Regions from separate parts of the Homo sapiens genome. Here region 2 is linked to region 1. A link is an interaction called in ENCODE POLR2A ChIA-PET data of the cell type or tissue named here. Cell type or tissue: B cell. All regions are shown on one strand.

Region 1 (2,500 bases):
GGAGACTTCCTGGAGAAGGTGGCTAGAATTTCCCAGATGCTTCCGAGAGGCCCCTGTGTTCCACCTTCGTGAGACACGGTCCCTTCCCTGTGGAAGCTCTGCTGGGAGAGGAGCCCTTTGCATCTGTTTCCCTCTCCCTTCTTGCCGTGGGCAGGGCAGTGATGTGTTCCCTCTCAGATGGGTCCTGAGACCTGGCTGCCCATGGGAGGAGGCTGGCCTCAGAGGAGCCCTGGGACCCTGGCATGGCCTCATTTGCTCAGCTGTGGTACTGGGCTGCCAGGGTTCACATCCCAGCTGTGGCACCAAGAACAAATAACCTAGCATCCCTGTGCCTCGGTTTTCTCCTCTGTAAAGTGGAATCATGACAAGCCTTACAGAGCGCTGTGAGTAGATGAATGAAGAATCCATGTCAAGTGCTCAGAAAATGGCTGGGAACACACACATGTAGACACGCATACACACAATTAATGAATCCAGGTGTTTGTAAGTCCCTGCTGAGTGCTGGAGTTACCCCAATGAGGAAGGAGGGTGTGGAGCTTGCTTCAGGGAACGTGCCTGCTGCCCAAGATGCACAGACCCGTCGCAGTTGATCAGGACAGTGATGGGAGATGCACTGTGGTGCCAGAGGAGGGGGGCTGATGCTGCCGGACCCCAGGGATGCGGACGAGCAGGTGGGCAGTTTTTATTTATGGTTACCACCTTCCCCTCAGCTCTGGCCCTCAGACCTGGGGGAGCTTTGGGAGCCAGGCTCCCTCAATCCTGCTTGGCATTGGAGAGATGGCACCTGTCCCCACCTCCCTGGACTGAGGTCTGACTGGCCCTGGCCTGACAGCTTGGAATTCTGCTCTCTGCTGATCCCAGGCCGGGTTTCCAAGGCGCCTTCCTCTTGGGCTCTGGGAGGCAGCAGTGATGGATTGATTTGCCCATCAAGAAGTCTCTAAGGGAATCGCAGGTGACCAGCTGGGGCCAGCACCCCAGCTCATGCTCTTGGGCCTTCAGGCACTCCCTCAGTTGCTTGGTCATCGTTCACCCCTTCCGTTGCCTTCCCTTCCACCTGCCCACCTGTCCACCCACCTTGTCCACATGCTATTGCTACTGACTGGGCTGCGGGGGTACCAAGTCAGATGCTGCCCCTGCCCCAAAGGGACTCAGGTCATGTAGGGGAGACGGCCTGGTGCAGTGCCCACCAGGGGGTCTTCATAGGTCCAGCTGTGAGAGTACGTTCCGACTCAAGACTCCCACAGGCCCACCCCTTGGCCCCAGATTCCCAGAGAGGCCCGTTGGGTAGGGAGCAGCTTGCCGCCAGGGCAGTGGCAGGCCTTCGTCTGCCATGGGGTCTTTGAAGCGATCCGAGCCACAGCCCATGCAGCTGTCCAGGAGCCATTCTCTGTGGCCCTCCAAGTGACAGCTCAGGAGTGAAGGACTGGGTCTCACAGTGGATAGTGACTCATAGGGAGCCATCCTGGCTTTGAAAGCTCTTACCTAAGGGGCCAGTAGTTTTCTAACATCCCCACAGGTGTGGCTTCAACTCCCTGTGTGCGATGTGCCCAGTTTGCAAGTCACCACACTGAGCGAAGCTCAAAGCTCCGGTTTCTCTACCAGATATAGAATCTGCTTATAGTTTCTCTCCGTCCAGATGCTGTTCCTCCACAGGCCATGCTGCCAAAGGCAGTGGTTGCCTGGTAACAGGGCTGACACGCCACCGTTTGCAGGTTTCTAGGGGAACAGAGCTGGAAACCTAGCCGAAGGCCAGCTCTTCACACAGAAGAGGAAAGGGTTTGGTTAACTTTTATCTACACCTGGAGAAGAGACAAGTATAGTAGAAGGTGATGTGGAAGTAGCCAAGTGTCCTAAGAAGCTCATAAACTTTGGAGTCAGGGTTCAGATCTTGGCACAAAGGAGATACTTTGAAAAATGTCATTTAGAATAATTTGTATGAAGATCTTTTTTTTTTTTTTTTTTTTTTTGAGACGGAGTCTTGCTCTGTCCCCCAGGCTGGAGTGCAGTGGCGCGATCTCGGCTCACTGCAAGCTCCACCTCCCGGGTTCATGCTGTTCTCCTGCCTCAGTCTCCTGAGTAGCTGGGACTACAGGCGCCTGCCACCACGTCCGGCTAATTTTTTTGTATTTTTAGTAGAGATGGTGTTTCACTGTGTTAGCCAGGATGGTCTCGATCTCCTGACCTCGTGATCCGCGCGCCTTGGCCTCCCAAAGTGCTGGGATTACAGGTGTGAACCACTGCACCCAGCCATTTGTATGAAGGTCTTAATGGAGAGCAGCATAAAGGAGGGTCAAGGAAGACTTTCAGAGAAGGGAAATGTGGTTTTAGAGTTAAAGGATTGCTTTGGGAAGCCGAGGTGGGAGGATTGCTTGATGCCAGGAGTTCAAAACCAGCCTGGGCAACATAACAAGACCCAGTCTCTACACCTTGAGACCCACCTACTCGGGAGGCTGAAGTCAGAGGATCACTTGAACTCGGGAGTTTGAGGCTGCAGTGAGCT
Region 2 (2,500 bases), 730 kb after region 1:
ATGGAGAGCCTGTCTTCTCCCATCCCCCCACAGCACCCAAGTCTCCTATCCTGGATATTACGTCCCTCCTGTTAATAACCACGACTTGCAACAAGAGGTACATCTCAACAGTCACTCCTCCCCAAACTCCAGCAAAAACAAAAACAAAGGGTACTCACTTGAATAATAAGTTAAGACCAAAGAGGGTAAACATGACAGCCATGTAGCCAACAATGCCAGTGGCATAGCTGATTTTATAGATTAGCAGGAACCACTTATAAACCAACCTGGGGAAAGGAGAGAAGGTTAGTGCAGCTGACACAGAGATTCTGGCCTTAATGGTCCTGATCACCAGAATCCTTTATTCTCACATCAATGGGGACACCAGGGTCTTTGCTCAGGACTTACTGAGCAACTTCAGTTACTATCCAAAGCTGCTCACTCCCTTAACTGCAGAAATGCCTCCATATACTCAAGAACTAGGGCTTTGTATTTTTTTTCTTTTTTTTTTTTTTTTTTTTGAGATGAGAGTCTCGCTCTGTCACCCAAGCTGGAGTGCAGTGGCACAATCTCAGCTCACTGCAACCTCCACCTCCTGAGTTCAAGCGATTCTTCTGCCTCAGCCTCCTGAGTAGCTGGGACCACAGGTGCCCACCACCACACCCGGCTAATTTTTATATTTTTTTTAGTAGAGACGGGGTTTCACCATATTGGCCAGGCTGGTCTCGAATTCCTGACCACATGATCCACTCGCCTCAGCCTCCCAAAGTGTTTGGATTATAGGCGTGAGCCACCACACCCAGCTATGCTTTGTATTTTCATGGTTTCAGACCAAGGAAAAGATTCCTAAAAAGGCAGTTTCTGCCTCAAAGAAGGAGCACAGCTGACCTTAGACAGCTATGTCACCTCAAATGAGGAAGTAAAAAGTATTAAACACAACTATGCTCAGAAGATTAACAGGCAGGGAAGGCTAGTTGTTCAGAAACAGAATTCAAGAGATGAATCAGAGGTAGAATGAGCTACAGGTTGTTTGTACCTGGGCCCGGTTAGTCTGAATACAGCTTTGCTCCTATCCACAGGCCAAAAATGAAAGAAATGATGTGTAATGAATTTGCTTCTGAAATGAATTTTCTTCTGAGGGAGAAGGGAGAGAGGCACTTAAGAAGTACCTTTGAGTTGGATGAAAGTGTGTGGTGGTGGTGAAGTAGAATGGGGTTGTTCATGCTCCTGAAGGAGGAGTAGTGTGCCCCAGGAGCCAATGAAGACAGTGTACAACCTAATTGGTGGATCCCAGCTACTAGACTCAGCAAGAAAGATGGTTCCCTGAAGGAACCAGGGCCTTTTTTTTTGTTTTTTTTTGGCTAGAGATGGGGTCTTGCAATGTTGCCCAGACTGGTCTAGAACTCCTAGGCTCAAGGGATCCTCCCACCTCAGCCTCCCAAAGTGCTGGGATTACAGGCATAAGCCACTGGTGCTTGGCCAAACCAGAGCCTTTTAAATGCTACAAGAGTAGGTCCCTGTCATCAGGAGCCACTATTCTATCTGTGATGGGAGCTAATGAACAATTTAGTAATCTGTCTGAATAACCAGCACAAGCCTGTGTGGTTCCTGAGAGCTGACTAGGTTACTACCAACCCTGCTGAACCCTAGGGAGGAAAGTCAAGGTCCTTCCCTGCCCATGCCTCCTTGCTGTGGCCAGGCAAGCAGTGATGGTTTCTCAGGCTAGGGAAAGGTCCCAAATATCTTCCTTCTAGTGTTGTCTTAAAGAACACACACAGCTCTATTCTCCAGGGATTGCACTGATCACAAAAGAGAGAGACACGGTGAAAAGGATGTGAAATTTTAGGTCAAAAAACTCAATATGGATTAAGTGATGTTTTAGTAGCTGGATAACCTCAGATAAGTCAAATCACCTCTTTGAGACAAGAGAGGTGATTTTCTTTGTAAAACAGGAAAACCCTGCTACCTTTTTTACTGGGTTGTACAGAGCCCATTTCCTGGTATATAATACATGTTCATGAAATGCTACATGTATAAATAAGGATGTTCACAAAAGTGCTTTGAGGGCAGGCACAATGGCTCACACCTGGAATCCCAACACTTTGGGAGGCTGAAGTGGGAGGATTCTTTGAGCTCAGGAGTTCGAGACCAGCCTAGGAAACTCAGTAAGACCTTGTCTCTACTAAAAATAAAAATTAAAAAATAGCCAGACAAGGTGGAGCATGCCTGTAGTCCCAGCTACTACAGAGACTGAGATGGGAAAATTGGTTGAGCCTAGGAGGATGAGGCTGCAGTGAGTTGTGATCATGGCACTGCACTCTAGCCTGGGCGACAGAGTGCGACCTCATCTCTATTTTTAAAAAGTGCTTTGAAATTGTAAAGCACTATCAAATGTTAGTTACAGGGCTGGGCGTGGTGGCTCACACTTGTAATTCCAGCACTTTGGGAGCCCGAGGCGGGCAGATCACTTGAGGTCAGCCTGGCCAACATGGTGAAACCCTGTCTCTACTAAAAATAGACA

Evidence for each region. ChIA-PET counts read pairs that join two places held together with the same protein. Peaks named below come from ENCODE experiments on the same cell type or tissue, not always from the same donor. Only the 100,000 strongest peaks of a DNase experiment are listed, where the experiment ranks them.
Region 2: POLR2A ChIA-PET joins it to region 1 with 5 read pairs; 2 of 35 experiments call an interaction of 5 or more read pairs at or near these places.

What each region holds. Positions count from the first base shown.
Region 1 is chr11:72,715,640-72,718,139 of GRCh38, reverse strand. All of the region lies in intron 3 of ARAP1 (ArfGAP with RhoGAP domain, ankyrin repeat and PH domain 1), which reads left to right. Among named protein-coding and RNA genes, the nearest start is that of ARAP1-AS2, 16 kb to the right of the region's middle. RefSeq lists enhancers at 1-211, 516-1,016. In B cell, no CTCF peak of the experiment used is centred here; no DNase peak of the experiment used is centred here.
Region 2 is chr11:71,984,770-71,987,269 of GRCh38, reverse strand. It overlaps RNF121 (ring finger protein 121), which reads right to left. Exons shown (of 9, transcript NM_018320.5): 5 at 159-266. Among named protein-coding and RNA genes, the nearest start is that of IL18BP, 13 kb to the left of the region's middle. In B cell, no CTCF peak of the experiment used is centred here; a DNase peak (open chromatin) is centred at 989; H3K27ac peaks cover 1,225 bases.